Regions from separate parts of the Homo sapiens genome. Here region 2 is linked to region 1. A link is an interaction called in ENCODE POLR2A ChIA-PET data of the cell type or tissue named here. Cell type or tissue: GM12878. All regions are shown on one strand. Links, peaks and the distances in the headings refer to the core of each region. The heading gives the core; the rest is flanking DNA. Region 1 overlaps NPC1 (NPC intracellular cholesterol transporter 1). Region 2 overlaps RIOK3 (RIO kinase 3).

Region 1 (9,516 bases), core at 932-8,931:
AAATTTCCTGGGCTCAGGTGTTAATTTTTTAAGTCTTTGGAACCTCTTTGCCGAGGTCTCAAGCAGGTAGAAGACATTAATAATAATTCCTTATATTTGATTGCGTGGTGCTCTGTAGTTTACTGAGTACTTACTATATATGTACAGATAGGCCCTTATTTGATCTTCACAGGAACCTGTGAGGTAGGCAGAGCTTATGAGCTTCATTTCCCAGGTAGGAAAACTCCTACGTGGTTACGTAACCTGCTCCAGGTGTGATCCCAGGTGCAATCCAGCTCAACAAGCACACTGAGCCTCAGGAGCTCTTGGGATCAGAACCCAGGACTCGATCCCACTCCGTGCCGCCTTCTCACCCACCCCTCTTCCACCAAGTGGGTGGAAATAGCACTTGCTTTGAAATAAGTAACGAATGATCTTTGTGAAAAGGAACCTAAACAGCAGTGGGCCATCTTTATTCACATCTATAGTACCAAGTGCTGAGTAAGGGGATTTTAGACTCCAGACACCCGTCCTGTTTGTCAGGCCAGAGCTGCAGTGTGTTGACTGCACATCTGTCTCTTGTCACTCCTGCTCCTGTGGGTAACCAGCCAGAGTGCCCCTGAGGCAGAGACAGGCCAATCCCTGGAGAGTTCTGCGAGGTCTAGGGAAGAGTTCTTTGTATTTAAAATTTCATGTGAACTTCAGCAGTTTCCTCTGCCTCTGTAGTCAGCTTTTGCCTTTTCAAACTTTAGTTAGATGGATAATGACTTTTACTCATTAGGACTTTTTTCCATTAGTTGGAAACCCAGAGTTGCAATACGTTTCTTTTTTCCTTAGAATCACCGGGTTTATGGGAATAACAATTGGGATTCTCTTTATATAAAAATAGTGGTGGAATCTTGGCACAGGGTTCATATGTGGCTTTGTTGAAGGCTTGTTGTCACTTCCTTATTTGTATAATTTCCCTCCTTTGTGGCCTAAACATGACTTTCAAAGAGTCAAGAGGAGTTAAGTCCTAATTTTTATTTTAGAACATCTGAAAAATGAATTCAGAGAAAAGTGATATTGATGCCTTGGATTTCCCCACACATACAAATCCCAATCTCCTGCTGACTTTTTCTCATGTTTTTGGGCTTCAGGGACTGTTGTGGGATTTGTATTTTGATACTGAAGGACCAACACAGACTGACTTAGCTTCTTGCCTGTGTGCAGGTCATGTGCCACTGTCACTGGAGAGAATTTCATGTTGTGACTTCTGTTCAGATTTGTTTTTTTTTTATGGCTTTCCCATCAGGGTTCTTGGGAGCCATGGCTGCTTCTTGATATCTTCTGTTTCCCTGTAGAACAGACGATTGCAGGCCCGGGGCCCTGGCAAGCTGGGCCCTCTGTGGCTTTCTGAGTCCATTGTGAGGCAGAGGATCAGGTGCGTTTTGGGCAGCAGCCTTCAGAGCAAGGCACTGACCTGATGATTCACACTGACCCCTCCCCTCCGCTGAATTTTCTGACAACCTTGTGACTCTCACATGGGAAATGTGAGTGGTTTTTGAGAAATCTTTACATAAGAGGTTTTAAAATTTTCTTTTGAGATTGCCTCGGTGTTTTTCCTTAAAGTTAGCACATTCTTTGCTTTCTACTTCAGCCTCAAGGACAGGAAGTTCATTCTCGCTCTTTACATTGGGGTGTTGATGTTTGTGGTTTTGTTGTTTTGTTCTTCATGTTACTCATGATGTATTGATATTAATTAACCTAAATACATATGGAAATATTCTTTCATTACTTAGAGCTTATATAGTTCCTGGTGCAGATGTGCAAAAATAGTGCTTTAGTAATTGCTAAGTCACTATCTTGCTTTTCTCTCTACTGTGATTGAGTATTTCTTACATGGAACTATAGCTTCCTCTTATCAACAAATAAGCAGGAAATAGAAATTATGTAAATAAGCAATTTCCATTACCTACTTCACTGACTTGACAAATAGGCATTTGGTCTGCTTTAATTAATATTTTTCAAAATGTTAAGTGCCTGTTGCTGTTACTTAATTTTGCAGGTAGCATTGGAAGTTTCTGTGATTGTACTTGAGTGGGCACTTCTTGTTGAAATTTACCATTGAGACCCTGGTAACACTGAAGTTTGTGTTGACTTTCTGTAGGTGTTTTCACAGTCCTGTGTTTGGTATGGAGAGTGTGGAATTGCATATGGGGACAAGAGGTACAATTGCGAATATTCTGGCCCACCAAAACCATTGCCAAAGGATGGATATGACTTAGTGCAGGTAAGTTCATTATCTTAGGCACTGGGAACACAAAATGCTGATCACAAGATCCTCTGTAATTATTCCTTAAATGTTATTGCAGGGTGGAGGTGGAGATGAGACTAACAGGCTTAAGTCTTATCCCGGACTCTCAAACTCTAACCTGTGGCATACAGTGCAGAGAAAGAACACCGTAACTCCAAAGGCTTAATTTTTCAGGGGCTGACTTTATACCTCTCATAAAGTTTCCCAATAGCAGGTTGCTATTTAGAGACTGACCTTGGTACTTCGTATGTTGCCCTTGCAGCATCTGCAAAATATATTAGAAGTTAGCTGGTTTTGATTCCTAGATTTCAGGACTCAAATGGACTCTGTTGCTAAGTGGCTTTGACGTCCTTGTCCCCTGGTCATTTCAGTGTTTTCTCTGTGTTCCACTGAGAGCCTGTGAATTTTGGCTGCTACCAGGATTCTGATTCCTGTTCTTTTTTTACCATCCTGTGATACACAGGGATATTAGAACTGGAAAAATCATGTGAAAAGCCTGGTTTTAGAGGCTTAAAGTAATCAAAAGTCAAGTCGACATGATAACAGAGTTCCTAGGCTCACTTGTTCGTTTCTTTTCTGTTTTTGAGACAGAAGGAGCCTTGCTCTTTTATCCTGGCTGAAGGCTAGAGTGCAGTGGCACAATCACGGCTCACTGTGTCCTCGACCTCCTGAGCTCAAGCAATCTCTCAACTCAGCGTCCCAAGTAGCTGGGACTACAGGCACATGCCACAACCCCTGGCTAATTTTTTAAAAATTTGGGGAGATGGGGCTTCACCATGTTGCCTAGCCTGGTCTCAAACTCCTAGGCTCAAGCAATCCACCCTCCTCAGCCTTCCTAAGTACTGGGAGTACAGGCATGAGCCACAGTACCTGTCCTCACTTGCTGCTTTCATCATAATTATTAAAGGTTTCAACTTTCCCTGGAATTACTAATAGAAATAGTAAGTAGCACTCTGGTTGAATTGAATCAAACAAACAAAAAACCCTAAGAAGACATAAAATGATTGTCAGGAGAGGAGAGAAAGCTTCCAAATAAAAAGAAAATTAGAAACATCTCTACTTGTGAATAAATAGTAAATGTGTAGCCTTTTAAAATAATTCTATAATAACTTTGCAAATACAGGATGTGTCTTACCCTTTTGTACTTCAAAAGGATTACATGAATGAATGTGTCTTAGTTCACTGAGGAATGTTGACCTTACTCTAACTGTTGCCTACTCCCGTGTCTGTGCTCTTTCACCTGAAAGGAACTCTGTCCAGGATTCTTCTTTGGCAATGTCAGTCTCTGTTGTGATGTTCGGCAGCTTCAGACACTAAAAGACAACCTGCAGCTGCCTCTACAGTTTCTGTCCAGGTAGGTTCTGCTGGGGAAACAGAACAACTGGGCTGTAGATACTTGTGAACTGGTAATGCTCAGCTTTCCATTTATTCTTTGTTTACATATTTTTATTTATTATATGTCTATATTATATGTATATTATATATTTATACATATATGTATACATGTAAAGTAGGTGAATATATATTTATGTATTAAAAATACATGTATGTATAATGTGTATGCATGCGTGTGTGTATAATAGAGACAGAGTCTCACTCTGCTGCCCAGGCTAGAGTGCAGTGGTTTGTGGTGTGATCACAGCTCACTGCAGCTTAAACTTCCTAGGCTCCAGTGATTGTTCTACCTTAGCCTCCTGAGTAGCTAGGACTACAGGCATGCACTACCATGTCTAGCTAATTTTATTTATGTTTTTCTTTATTTTTTTTTTTTTTTGAGACAGACTCTTGCTCTGTCACCGAGGCTGGAGTACAGTGGCATGATCTCAGCTTACTGCAACCTCCTCCCGGGTTCAAGCGATTCTCCTGCCTCAGCCTCCCCAGTAGCTGGGACTGCAGGCACATGCCACCACACCTAGCTAAGTTTTATATTTTTAGTAGAGGTGGGGTTTCACCATGTTGGCCAGGCTGGTCTCAAACTCCTGACCTCAAGTCATCTACCCGCCTCAGCCTGGTTATTACAGGCTGGGATTACAGGCATGAGCCACTGCACCTAGCCTAATTTTTATTTTTTTCTAGAGATGAGGGTCTCACTATGTTGGCCAGGCCTGGTCTCAAATGATCCTCCCACCTTAGCCTCCCAGAGTGCTGGATTATAGGTGTGAACCACAGTTCCCAGCCAGTTTTTTTTTTTTTTTAAAGTCAGTTTTTGTTTTGTTTTAAGAAAGCACTCTTACAATTTGTCAGAAATAAAGAGAAAAACAATAATTACCAGACTTGGTTCACTTCCCAGTTGCATTCAGAGTTGATGCTTGGTTTCCTCTGCGATGTTCTCACCCTGCAGGGTGTCTGCACTGCGGCCAGGCTCCTTTCAAACTTGAGCTGTGCACTGTGGGGAAGAGAGGTTCCTAGGGGTCCTGCTCAGGTGCCTGGCCTGAGACTCTCATCATGCAGTCCTTCCTCTCCCCCCATGCTTTGCTTTGCACATCATTCTTGTCCCTCCCTCTGGTGAAGGGTTGTGATAGAGTCAGGTCCTCAGTAGAGCCGGCCTCGGGGAGCTGTTAAAAATTTTGTTCTGCTGTAGCTGGCTGGTTTTGTCAAACTTAGTTTTTTATCTGTTCTGTTGGCTATGACCCTGAGCAGTGAAAAAGGGCTTGGTAATAGATGTTCTTCTCTAGGCCTAGCCAGCAATTCTCAAATATGCAAAAGAGCAAGCTGGTAGTGGTCTTTAGAACAGCAGATTGTGGTATCTTTCTAAATTTTTCAGACTTCAGCACACTGATAAAGATGTTTGGGAAGCAAATATTAAAAAGGGAAAATGCTTCTCTGCACAAATATCACTGCAGGTGGTGATAGGGCACAAGTTGGCTTCCAGTGAAGAAATTCTGCTTCTTACCAAAAGTTAACAATAGAGAATGGAAAACCACCACTAAATTGTTTTTTCAGAACAACAAAAGTTGAGGCTGTAATTGGGCCAGCATATCCTATGAAAGGCTTGTGAACATTGATGGAACCAAATTGGAGCCTTGTACACTCAGTCAAAACACATTTATTTAGGATCCACCGTAGGTGAGGCATTATGGACATACGGACATAAACATAAAAAGATAGCCAACCTTTCTCCATATTATCAGAGGTACCAAAGCTTGATTTATAATAGCAAACAGGAGAAACAACCTGATATTTGGAAAAATATACAGCTGTCAAAATTAGTGATTGTGGGCATTAAATGTAGTAACATGGAAAAGGTTTGAAAACTGTGTACCCCAAGAGTGATTCCTATTAGAATAATACAATTGTGGTTTCTGGCTTTGTTGCAGTAAAGCAGTGGGGCTCCTGAAAGAAAGAGAGTCTGTGCTTCTCTGTCTCCTTCACTAGAACAGAGACTCTTGAAGGCCAGGACACACTTTTTTCATTCTTTGTCTTACATGGTCACTGGGACTGAATCGGAGTCTAAAGTAATCTTGATTGCAAGAATGCAAGTCTAATGAAACAGCTTTTGCAAGTAACAGTGGACCAAAGGGAAAAGAGAGCTCTTTTATCATGTAACAAGTCAACATTAGGAGCTTAAACTTTGAACCTGAAGGATAGCAGGCAGCTTATGGTTCTTGTGCAGTTGTGTGCTCCTGAAGTGCATGCAGCCAGAGAACAACATTGCTGTTCTCTATCTTTACAAACCATGGGGATTTCTCCTTGTGTTTCAGGAGGGCCTAGTGATTTTCCGGGGCTTGAAAGAAAACCTTTCAATAGGTTATAAGATGAAGATTCTCATAATTCTCATTATTTTATTTTCTTCTTAATCAAAACTGTCAGCTGGTGCAGCGCTCATGTCGATAATCCCAGCACTTTGGAAGGCCAAGGCAGGAGGGTTGCTTGAGTTTAGGAGTTTGAGACCATCCTGGGCAACACAGACCCACATCTCTACAAAAACATTTTAAAAATTAGCCAGGTGTGGTGGTGTGCACCTGTAGTCCTAGCTACTTGGGAGGCTGAGGTGGGAGGATTGCTTGAGCCTAGGAGCTCAAGGTTACAGTGAGCTGTGATCACACCACTGCACTCAGCCTGGGCGACAAAGTGAGACCCTTTCTCAAAAAATAATAATAATTGTCTTCCTGATGCTCCAAAGTCCCTTTACTCTAGGTCAGAGAATGTATGTCTCTAAATTATAAAGTGCAGAATTCAGAGAAGCATCTCTCTCTTTTTGAAATTATAATTGGACACAATAAATGCAGAAAGTAATTAGGGCATTTTTTAAAGGTGTGCCTTTATTTTAACATGAAGTTTTAAGTTTAGAATTGCTGGTTTTTAATATGTTCTCTTGGTAATTTGTCACTTTACAGTAAGTTTAAAATATTCTTTGTCTATTTAAAATCGTTCTTGCTGGCCCTATTATGTGTGAGATCATGCAGAATATAATTTACTTTTCCTTTAGATGTCCATCCTGTTTTTATAACCTACTGAACCTGTTTTGTGAGCTGACATGTAGCCCTCGACAGAGTCAGTTTTTGAATGTTACAGCTACTGAAGATTATGTTGATCCTGTTACAAACCAGACGAAAACAAATGTGAAAGAGTTACAATACTACGTCGGACAGAGTTTTGCCAATGGTAAGTAAACTTTTAATTATTCCTCTTTTACAGCTGGCATCAGGACAGCAGAGCAAATTGTTCCTTTTAGTTGTCCTGTCAACTCTGGAAAATCACAATTTTCAGTTCCATTGGCCAGGAAATAAGAGTTGTTGCTTTGCTTGTATCCTAGGACTTGAACTGCAACGAATATAAAAATCTCCTTAAAGCGCTTGCTTTAACTCCCCCTAACTTTAACTTCCCACATGGAAAATTTTAGTATGTGCAAGTTTGCATCCATACACTTCAGTAACCATTGGATCTTTGACTCTAACAGACATGAGTTGTGTAATGTCATAAATTACTGCAAGACTGAGAAGATAGAACTGTTAATAGTTGGCAGAGAAGAGGTCATGACTTGCAAGAATCAGATCACCATAAAGGAAAGTCAGCAGGTCTAACAGATAGCAGAAATGATCCCCCAGCATTGACCAACATACAACATTTAATTATAATGACAAAGTAAAAAGGTAACAAAAAAATTCCATAGAAAAAAGGTCTCATTCACAAAAGCAACAAAAAATAAGGCACTTAGGAATCCAAAAGATGTGACATACAAGGCAACCTGACTGAATGGAGAGAGGTCATTTTGTCCAGAAACAGAAGCCTGCATGTATGGAAAGTGGATGTGTAACACGTGTGTCATTACAAATCATTGAGAGAAAAGGTGGGCTAGTTGATAAATGAGATGAGAAAATAGATTATATTTATCTAATTTTAATTTTTACAGAAAATAAAAAAATCAATTGTGTAGATTAAAAATCCCAATTGGAAAGTTTTAGAAGTAAATATGGAAAGATTTCTAGACAGGAGAGGAAAAGCAGAAACCATAAGAAAAATATTTATGAATATAAACAACTGTTATCTAGAGCAGACAGCGAAATGCAAATTTGAACAGTAAACTACCATTTCACACCTCATCAGCTTGGCACAAATTAAAAAGTTGGTCAATTTCAACTGTGGGTGAAAATGTGAAGCAATAGGAATACTAATGTACTCCACCACTTACAACCATAATTTGGTACAATCGTTTCAAAACTACTTGAAAAACAACTTTGCAGTACGTAGTAAGTTGAAGCTAACCCTCCTCCCAGAAATTTCACTTATAGATGCCTGCCTTAGAGAAACTCTAAATGCATATAAACCTGGAGACCCATATAAGAACACCCACTGTAACACTATTGTGATTGTGAAAAATTGAAGACCTCAAGAACGAGAAGACAAGACACAGACTGGGAGAAAGTATTTGCAAAAGACATGTTAGTAAGGACTGTTATTCAAAATATACAAATAACTCCTAAAACTCAATAAGAAAGCAAACAGCCCAATTGAAAAATGGACAAAACAACCTGAACAGATACCTCACCAAAGAAGGCATACAGTGGTAAATAAGTACATGAGAAGAGATGCTCAACATTATGTCATTAGAGAATTACAAATTAAAACAACGAGATACCACTACACATCTATTAGAATGGCAAAAATTCAAGACGCTTTCAACACCAAATGCTGGCAATGAGCTCTCATTCATTGATGGTGGGAGTACAAAACGGTACAGCCACCTTGGAAGATAATTTAGCGGTTTCTTACAAAACTAATCATACTCCTTGGTATTTACCCAAATGAGTTAAAAATGTGTCTACCCCAAAACCTGCACGTGGATATTTGTAGCAGCTTTGTCCATAAGTGCCAAAACTTGTAAGCCACCAAGATTTCTCTCAGTAGGTGAATGGGTAAATAAACTGCTACATCCACACAGTGGAATATTATTTGGTGCTAAAAAGCCATGAAAATTCAGTGCTATCAAGCCATGAAAGTACATGGATGAACCTTAAATCCTATTACTAAGCAAAGCCAATCTGAAAAGACTACTCACTATGATTCCACTATATGACGTTCTACAAAAGGCAAAACCGTGGAGACAGTAAAAAGTCAGTGATTGCCATGGGTTAGGAGAGAGGAAGGCATAAGTAGAGCACAGAAGATTTTTAGGTGGTGAAAATACTCTATATGATACTATAATGGTGGTTACATGTTTATATGACATTTTGAAACAAAAGTACTACATACTTAAAACAAGTACACAAACATGCATGGGAAGGATAAACATCAAATTCAGGATTGTGTTTACCTTAGGGAAGGGGCTACTGTCAGGGAGGGGTAATTGGGGAGCTTCAACTGAATCTATAGAGTGTGTGTGTGTGTGTAAGTATTTTATTTTTTGGAAGAGACGGGCCTCACTGTGTTGGTGAGGCTGGTCTTGAACTCCTGGCCTTAAGTGATCCTCCTGCCTCGGCCTGCCAAAGTGTTGGGACTGTAGGTGTGAGCCACCACACCTGGCCTATAGTGCATTATTATTTTTATTTAGTTTTTAAATTATGCCATAGCCAGTTGTTCTGAATAGTGCAGTACTACAAAACAGAGTCAAGGTCTCATGCTGTCACCCAGGCTGGAATACAGTGATGCAATCATGGCTCACTGCAGCCTCAACCTCCTAGGTTCAAGTAGTCCCCCTGGGTAGTTGGAACCACAGGCATATGCTACCACACCTAGCTAATTAAAAACAAATTTTTTTTTGTAGAGATAGGGTCTTGCTTTTTTGCCCAGGCTGGCCTCAA
Region 2 (9,516 bases), core at 624-8,623, 83 kb after region 1:
TTTGGGAGGCTGAGGCAGGCAGCTCACCTGAGGTTGGGAGTTCAAGGCTAGCCTGACCAACATGGAGAAACCCCGTCTCTACTAAAAATACAATATTAGCCGGGCATGGTGGCACATGCCTGTAATCCCAGCTACTCAGGAGGCTGAGGCAGGAGAATCACTTGAACCCAGGAGGTGGAGGTTGCAGTGAGCTAAGATCATGCCATTGTACTCCAGCCTGGGCAACAAAAGCAAAACTCTGTCTCAAATAAATAAATAAATAAATAAATAAATAAATAAATAAATAAAATAAAGAGTTCCCTTTTCTCCATCTCCTTGCCAGCATTTGTTATTGCCTGTCTTTTGGATATAAGCCATTTTAACTGGGGTGAGATGATATCTCATTGTCATTTTGATTTACATCTCTCTAATAATCAGTGATGTTTAGCATGTTTTCATATGCCAGTTTGCTATTTGTATGTCTTCTTTTGAGAAATATCTGTTCAAATGTTTTGCCCATTTTTTAAATCAGATTACTAGATTTTTTTCTATTGAAGTTGTTTGAGCTTCTTATATATTCTGGTTATTAATCCCTTGTCAGATGGGTAGTATTTTCTCGCATTCTGTGGGTTGTCTCTTCACTTTGTTGATTGTCTCCTTTGCTGTGCAGAAGCTTTTTAACTTGATGTGATCCCATTTGTCCATTTTTGCTTTGGTTACCTTTGGAGAATTACTCAAGAAATTTTTACCCAGACTAATGTCCTGGAGATTTTCCCCAATGTTTTCTTGTGGTAGTTTCACAGTTTGAGGTCTTGGATTTAAGTCTTTAGTCCATTTTGATTTGATTTTTGTATTTGGTGAGAGATAGGGGTATAGTTTCATTCTTCTGCATAGGGATATCCAGTTTTCCCAGCACCATTTATTGAAGAGATTGTCCTTTCCACAGTGTATGTTTTTGGCACATTTGTCAAAAATGAGTTCACTAGTAATGAGTTCACTGGTGTGAACTCATTTTTGACAAAGGTCAAAGGAGGTGTGTGGATTTGTTTCTGGGTTCTTATTCTGTTCCATTGGTCTGTGTGTCTGTATTTATGCCAGTACCATGCTGTTTTGGTTACTATAGCTCTGTGGTATAATTTGAAGTCAGATAATGTGATTCCCCCAGTTTTGTTTTGTTTTTTTTTTTTTGCTTAGGCTAGCATTGGCTATTCTGGGTCTTTTATGGTTCCATCTTATTCCATGTCTTGATTGTCCAGCTATTGTATCAGCTAGAATTACATTCACTGAAAGTAACTGCAAGAAATACCAACTCACAGTAACAACCAAACAGGACTTTATTTTTTCTCTAGGAATAAAAAGTCTGCAGGCAATCCATCTAGGCCTGTTACTGAGGTTCTATGATGCCTCAGGGATTCACACTCCTTTCGCTCCCCTTACCCATCTATCCCTATAGTGTGACTTCCACTCATGCTCATCACATCATAATTGCAAAATGGATGCTTGCTTCTCAGACGGGGCCCACAGTCCCCAGGCAGGAAGAAGGGGAAGAGTGAAGGGCAAAAGAACTTTCTAAGAGGCTCTCACCCAGTGACTTCTGTTTCATCTTATTGGCCAAAATTGCGTCTAGTAGCCACCCTAGCTGCAAGGGAGTTTGGGAAATGAAGTTTGTAGGTGAATATATCATGCCCTGTAGAAACTGGAGGTTTTAGTAGGGAAGAAGGTAGAAATGAATATTGGGTTAACAACAAGCAAGCAATGGGCTTTTTTTTTTTTTTTTTTTTTTTTTGAGACGGAGTCTCATTCTGTCGCCCAGGCTGGAGTGCAGTGGTGCAATCTTGGCTTACTGCAAGCTCCACCTCCCGGGTTCACGCCATTCTGCTGCCTCAGCCTCTAGAGTAGCTGGGACTACAGGCGCCTGCCACCAAGCCCAGCTAATTTTTTGTATTTTTAGTAGAGACAGGGTTTCACCGTGTTAGCCAGGATGGTCTTGATCTCCTGACCTTGTGATCCATCTGCCTCGGCCTTCCAGAGTGCTGGGATTACAGGCATGAGCCATTGCGCCCAGCCTTTTTTTTTTTTCTTTTTCATTGCATTTCAGGGTTAGTCATGCCTTTTTTTTCTCCCTCAGACTTTAGTGAGCATCAGAAATGTTATTTCTGGCCGGGTGCGGTGGCTCACACCCAGCACTTTGGGAAGCCAAGATGGGTGGATCACTTGAGGTCAGGAGTTTGAGACCAGCCTGTTCAACATATGAAACCCCATCTCTACTAAAAATATAAAAATTAGCCTGGTGTAGTGGCCCACACCTGTAATCCCAGCTACTCAGGAAGCTGGGGCAGGAGAATCACTTGAACTCAGGAGGCAGAAATTGCAGTGAGCCGAGATCAAGCCATTGCACTCCAGCCTGGGTGACAGAGCAAGACTCCATCTCAAAAAAAAAAAAAAAGAAAGAAAAAAACAGTGCTATTTCTTAGAATTCAGATTCCTAGGCCCTATTCTGGCATCCTTGCTTGGGAGCAAACCCCTCACGTGATTATTTTCAGCCAAACTGACACCTGTTCACAGACAAACACATGAGACCACTAGTTAGTTGTGAAATTCAAACCTGAATATGAACTGTTAATAAACTAAGTCAAGGCCAGGCACGGTGGCTCATGCCTGTAATCCCAGCACTTTGAGAGGCCGAAACGGGCAGATCGCCTGTGGTCAAGAGATCGAGACCATCCTGGCCAACATGGTAAAACCCCGTCTCTACTAAAGATACAAAAATTAGCCGGGTGTGGGGGCGTGCGCCTGTAATCCCAGCTACTCGGGAGGCTGAGGCAGGAGAATCTCTTGAACCCGGGAGGCGGAGCTTGCAGTGAGCCAAGATTGCGCCACTGCACTCCAGTCTGGGCGACAGAGTGAGACTCCGTCTCAAAAAATAATAAATAAATAAACTAAATCAAAATAAAATATTAAAATCAAAATAAAAGATTTTCTCATGAATCCTCAAGTTTTGGCACAGGTGGAACCCGAAAACATTAGAATATGAGAAAACAATTAGCAAATTAATTAAGATCTTCGTTTTCATTAATTGTGAAGGCAGTTCTTTTACCTTTTGTGAAGACATTGGAGAACAAGGCAGCTAGAACCTGAGAAGCCGTGATTCTGTAGAGAGGGAAGCCTGGAGAAGGGAGGCTCACTTTTTTTTTTTTGAGATGGAGTCTTGCCCTGTCGCCCAGACTGGAGTACAATGGTGCCATCTTGACTCACTGCAACCACCGCCTCCTGGATTCAAGTGATTCTCCTGCCTCAGCCTCCCAAGTAGCTGGGATTACAGGCGCCTGCCACCACACCTGGCTAATTTTTTGTATCTTTAGTAGAGACGGCGTTTCACCATGTTGGCCAGGCTGGTCTTGAACTCCTGACCTCGTGATCCACCCGCTTCGGCCTCTCACAGTGCTGGGATTACAGGCATGAGCCACTTCAGCCCGCCGGAAGCTGACATTTGCTGCCGCTTTGTTCCACAATGAACTTGCTGCTTTGAAAGCGGTGACTGAGAGGTTGAGACACTGAGCAGAAAAGGAAAGCTAAGAAGCTGAAAAGCTGTTAAAACTTTTTTTAAGGCAGATTCAGGACTGGGACAGTAAAATCTGGGGTACAGAGCCTGCTAGAGGCAGTCCTGGGGCCCTGGAGGGGACTCTGACCTAGGAACAGGTCAACTAAAATAGGGGGAAACCTTAAGTGCAGCCTCGAGCCAGCTCTACCCTTGATGGATACCTGGCTGCCCTGCCCACTGCTGGGGTTACTGAATCAGCGCTTAGTTCATTAGTTTGTTTTTCTTCTCCTTTCTTAGTTTACTATGAGCCAGTGTTTCCGGAGCCACCAAAAAAGCTCAATATAACTCCTGGTGTTTAAGATAAGCACTTGACATGCTTGTTTTCCTTTTACAGCAGCTTAAAATGTGCGTCTGACAGTTTCTAAAACCTAAAACAACACATAGGCTTTTCTGTTTATTTTTATTCTTATTTTTATTTTAAGTTCCGCTTTTCTGTTTTGCTGAGTTTTGTTTGCTTTAATTTTTGTTTTATAGTCTTTGTTAGACTCTATGACAGATGTCTGAAGGCATATGTAGCCAAATTTGTATAGTGGCTCTCACTACTTGGCATGTTTTCAGGTGGCTTTTACTTTGTTCTTTAAACTTTCTAAAGTCCTTTTTGTTTTAAAATGAGGATGAATAATATTTACAAAGAGCTATTTCTAAAGTATGTATTTGCTGGCAAATCTTGACTACGTATCACTGTTTTGGAACCTGCTTTTTCATTTCAGAAGTGTTTTATGTTTGAATGCATCTTTCTTTCTCTCTTTTCTTTCTTTCTTTCTTTCTTTCTTTCTTTCTTTCTTTCTTTCTTTCTTTCTTTCTTTCTTTTTCTTTCTTTTTTTTTTTTTTGAGACGGAATTTCCCTCTGTGGTCCAGACTGGAGTGCAGTGGTGCGATCTCGGCTCACTGCAACCTCCACCCCCCGGGTTCAAGTGATTCTCCTGCCTCAGCCTCCCAAGTAGCTGGGATTACAGGTGCCTGCCACCATGCCCAGCTAATTTTTGTATTTTTAGTAGAGATGGGGTTTTGCCATGTTGGCCAGGCTGGGCTTGAACTTTTGACCTCAGGTGATCCACACGCCTCGGCCTCCCAAAGTGCTGGTATTACAGGCGTGAGCCACCGTGCCGGGCCTGAATGCATGTTTCTTTCTACATTTGCATTTGCATGTACATATGTATATAACAAGTGTCAGGAGTAATGTATATGGTGATTGTCTTGTACTGTGGGTGATTTCTGCTTTTTTCCCCCTATGGTTTCCAGAAGTTTCAGGAGGGTCTGCAGATGCTGGTAAGACCCCCGCCCCAGTTGGTTTCCAGGTTCTTGACACCTTTTCGAGAAAGAATTCAGGGACAAGTCAGAATGAAGGGAAAGGCAAAAAGCTTTTATTGCAAAGTGATAGTATGCACTGAAGAGAGAAGTGCAGGCATGTTTGTGAGAATGAGTCACACAGAGGGAGTTTGGGTTTCTAATTTTATGGGTGTTTCTTTAATTAGGGGGTGAAATAATCATTAGGTATTTTGGAAGAGGGGGGATTTCAGGGACCCCCCACTGTCCCACACCCCCAGGTACCACCCCCTTTCTCCCTGATTTGGGTTTGCACTGAAGAGTCATGGACATGTCACCCTGTCTCTGTTGCCAAGGCTGGAGTGCAGTGGCGTGATCTCGGCTCACTGCAACCTTTGTCTCCTGGGCTCAGGTGATCCTCCCGAGTAGCTGGACTATAGGCGTATGCCACCATGCCCAGCTATTTTTTTTTTTTTTTTTTTGTATTTTTGGTAGAGAAGGGGTTTCACCATATTGCACAGGCTGGTCTCGAACTCCTGACCTCAGGTGATCTGCCCTCCTCAGCCTCCCACAGTGCTGGGATTACAGTCATGAGCCACCAAACCCAGCCTTCTCCTCCTGATTTTGGGTTTTCTGTTATCCCACAGTTTCTTTGCCTAGCTCTTGTTTAAGCTCTTGTGTGGATTCTTCCATCCTCTTGCGAGCACCCAGTGATCTTCCTATCTCATTCCCCCTTCAGAGATTTCCATCCCTTATTCTTAAGGGTTGATGAGGGAGGAGGTCAGTCATCTGTGTCGTCTTCTTGCTGATTTAAGGGCGCTGGCCCTGCCTACCAAAGGATTGGAAATCTCTGGCTGCTGGTCTAAGGATCCCAGGCTGCATTAGCAGGAGAGTCCCATGCTGAGACAGGAATTGGCTGAAATCCTTGCATCACCATCATCTTTACATGGAGTTGCTGTAACCTAGAAGATATAAACTTTATAAGGAAGTTGAATACGCATGGGCCAAATATTTTTATTATTATTATTTTATTTATTTTTTGAGACAGAGTCTCACTCTGTCACCAGGCTGGAGTGCAGTGGTGTGATCTCGGCTCACTGCAACCTCCGCCTCCCAGGTTCAAGCAATTCTCCTGCCTCAGCCTCCTGAGTACCTGGGACTACAGGCGCGTGCCACCATGCCCAGCCAATTTTTGTATTTTTAGTAGAGACAGGGTTTCACCATATTGGCCAGGATGGTCCCAATCTCTTGACCTCATGATCTGCCCGCCTCAGCCTCCCAAAGTGCTGGGATTACAGGTGTGAGCCATCATGCTCGGCCCAATGGGCCAAATACTAACAATAAGATCACCATTAATGGGCCTAAAAGTGGTAAAACCAGGTAACAGAAAGTAGAGCAGCCTTAACGCATTCCCTTTGGAATCGGCCAAAAGGTTTTCCTTTCCAAAGGTGTGAAGCCCTTTTGCTTGGTCAGCTGTGCCTGAATTCCAAAGTGGGGGAAGGTATGGCGAGGCGTGACTGACTCCCAGCTTCCTGTCATGACCTGAACTAGGTTTTCAGGCTGTTTCGGTTGTTGTTTGGATTCCCTTTGGCCAAGAGAGAGATCCATTCTGTTGGGGGCTTCTAATTTTTTTTTTTTTTTTTTTTTTTTAGTTTATATTTTCTCTTTTTTTGTCAACGCATCCCAGAGGCAGTGTTGATGGCCAAGCTTTCATTCTGGCCCATATTGATGCTGGGGTGGCATGCTACAGGCCCTGGGTCCTTCATGTCCCCTAGTGGGACCCCTATGGCCAAGAGACTTAGAGTCAAAAAAACTTATTGCCAATTAAACATGCTAGACAAGATAGGAATGGAGGTGGGCAGGGACTCAAGCTTCAGCCTGTTTTCCCTTTGCTCCCCCTTTCCCTTTTGTGTGCACTTTTAGGTCTGAAGGTTTGTCCTTTCCTGCTGCCTTCTTTTTTGGCTTCGTTTCTACTTTTGCAGGAGCAGGGTTAGGGGACAACTGTGCCCATCTCCTCCTGGGCTTTTCCTTCACAGCCCTCTTGACTGAGCTGACCTTCCTCCTGGGCATGTTGGTGGTGGGGAGGGGGCCTGCCGGGTGCCTACGGGCAATGGCGAAACCAGAGCCTTCTGGAAGCTGGGCTCACCAGCTGCTGCCGCTCCTCCCACCACCCAAGCTGCCGAGACCTGTGGCAGATTTTTTTCCCTCAAGTTTATAGAGCTATCTGTAGTAGCTCACTCATGTATTCTGTAATGAATACCCCACCTTCCCCACCCCTCCATCTGCCACTTTCTTATCTACCGAATTTGATCTTAACTCCTCAAAAAGCTAGCCAAGTCTGGGAGAAAGTTGGAAAGCTTAGGATGGTAAAAGTAATGCTGTTCCAAATGCAACCTTGTATTATTTTTACACTGGAAACAAATCGGAAAAGAATAAAAACAAGAGGCTTTCAAATTAGTAAACTGATGTCTCCAAGTATAAAACACACTTTGATAACTTATTTTTATGTAATCCTGACAAAAATCCAATAGAAAAATATTGTCTTCAAAAACCTAAGGATCAAGGTTTGAAAATATAATCAGATGAGCTTTTCTCTGCTCCTATAGAGCTTGGAATTTCAAAAGGTGCAGAAAACAATCTCTTCTGATGCCCGGAGCCCAAATGAGCAGTAAGAAATGTACTCCTAACACATCTTAGGGCCTATTGTCTTCATCTTCCTTAGAGTCTCCCGTGCTCAACATTTCCCCATCAGCTGCCTCGCTTCATCCTGCTTTTTGTTCAAAGGTTTTTTAAAAAAGGAAATACCATATGCTGAGGGGAAAAAAATTGCAGGGATGTATGCCACACTATAAACAATGGTCTTTGGAATATGAAGGACTTTTACTTTTTTTTCTGAGACAGAGTCTTGCTCTGTTGCCCAGGCTGGAGTGCAGTGGCACCATCTCAGCTCCTCTGCCTCCTGGGTTCAAGTGATTCTCCTGCCTTAGCCTCCCAAGTAGCTGGGATTACAGGCATGTGCCACCACACCCGGCTAATTTTTGTATTTTTAGTAGAGACAGGAATTCACCATGTTGGCCAGACTGGTCTCAAACTCCTGACCTCAGGTGACCTGCCCACCTCGGCTTCCCAAAGTGCTGGGATTACAGGCCTGAGCCACTGCGCCTGGCCGAGGGACTTTTACTTGAACATTTCTGAATTCCTACAATATTTAAATTCAAATAAATGACTTACTTTTGTAAGCAAGAAAAACTAATTTTTATGAAAAGAAAACTGGTAATTATCTTGTTGAAATAAAAGTTATCTAGTCATCCTTATTTTGATAACTTAATGTGAGACAAAATATCCCTATTTCCGTATTTTATATATTTTCATTTTATTAATTTATTTGAGACCAAGTCTTTATCTATCACCCAGGCTGGAGTGTAGTCGTGTGACCATAGCTCACTGCAGGCTTGATCTCCTGAGCTCTAAGAATCCTCCTGCCTCAGCCTCCCAAGTAGCTGGGACCAGAGATGCATGCCACCACACTCACCTAATGTTTTGTAGAGATGAGGTCTGCTATGCTGCTCAGGCAGATCTCAAACTCCTAGGCTCAAGTGATCATCCTGCCTCAGCATCCCAACGTATTGGGATTACAGGTGTGAGCCACCACGCCCAGCCAGTATTTGATTTTTTATTTACTTAGCAAACCAGTATTTTTCACTTTCTTTTTCTACTATGGGAAAAAAATCTACTCTCTAATCTACAAGGTGTGAGGGGGGGAACCTATTTGTAATGTGAAGTAGGCCATTTGCGATTGAAATCTAACAATGAGAAGTTGAGGGGGAATAATCTACTTAAAATAGCATTGCTTAACTTTATACAGAAACAGCAACTTGGTACCAGGACATAAGTTAATATAAGGAACAGGAAGATACCACACAAAGAACCAATTTTAAAATGATCTCTTTTTAATTTCTTAAAAAGCACATTCACAGCACACTCCAAGAATGCCACACAGCAGTGGTTTGCTGCTCTTTGTCAGAATATGTCAGAAAACAAAACAAAAAAAGTTTTAAATGCTAAAGATTTTAAAAATTAGTTCTCTGAAATTTCTGTAAAGCCAGTATCACCAGTCATATAAATCTTTATTTTGGAATCATAAACCTTTCAAAAATGTAATGAGCATCTACCCAAAATTACACCTCTCTGAAATGTAATTAAAAGCTATCCAACAAAAACAAAAATAAATATTTTTCTAGAAAGAACATATTTGGCATTTTAAAATAATGTTAAAAACAGCTTTCTCAAATGTAAATGATGTCTAGATTTTTACTTTCTATTACCAGACAGAAAGTTTGGATCTTTAGTGGTTCCAATCTGACTTCAGTAATAGGAGGCATGATTACATTGAAGTTAATGAACTTTAATCCTAACAAAGCCAATATACTTTTCTAGCACAGTGATTGCTTTTTAAAAGTGGTGTCCAGCACGTACTAAAAACTACTAAGAGTAAGGCCAGATAGCTCAAATTAGTTGATTAATTTGGTATCCAAATTGGGTTTTTTTTTTTTTTTCCTGGAGATGGAGTTTCCCTCTGTCACCTAGGCCGGAGTGCAGTGGCATGATCTCAGCTCACTGCAACCTCTGCCTCCCGGGTTCAAGCGATTCTCCTGTCTCAGCCTCCTGAG

The links. ChIA-PET counts read pairs that join two places held together with the same protein. Peaks named below come from ENCODE experiments on the same cell type or tissue, not always from the same donor. Only the 100,000 strongest peaks of a DNase experiment are listed, where the experiment ranks them.
Region 2: POLR2A ChIA-PET joins it to region 1 with 5 read pairs; 6 of 35 experiments call an interaction of 5 or more read pairs at or near these places.

Annotation. Positions count from the first base shown.
Region 1 is chr18:23,566,187-23,575,702 of GRCh38, reverse strand. It overlaps NPC1 (NPC intracellular cholesterol transporter 1), which reads left to right. Exons shown (of 25, transcript NM_000271.5): 2 at 2,129-2,251; 3 at 3,523-3,629; 4 at 6,705-6,880. Among named protein-coding and RNA genes, the nearest start is that of NPC1, 16 kb to the left of the region's middle. RefSeq lists an enhancer at 1,324-1,618. In GM12878, for the core only: no CTCF peak of the experiment used is centred there; a DNase peak (open chromatin) is centred at 1,510; H3K27ac peaks cover 724 bases.
Region 2 is chr18:23,482,400-23,491,915 of GRCh38, reverse strand. RIOK3 (RIO kinase 3) reads right to left here. Exons shown (of 13, transcript NM_003831.5): 13 at 8,776-9,516. Among named protein-coding and RNA genes, the nearest start is that of RMC1, 16 kb to the left of the region's middle. RefSeq lists an enhancer at 3,504-3,673. In GM12878, for the core only: no CTCF peak of the experiment used is centred there; DNase peaks (open chromatin) are centred at 3,494 and 3,785; H3K4me3 peaks cover 1,236 bases; H3K27ac peaks cover 1,734 bases.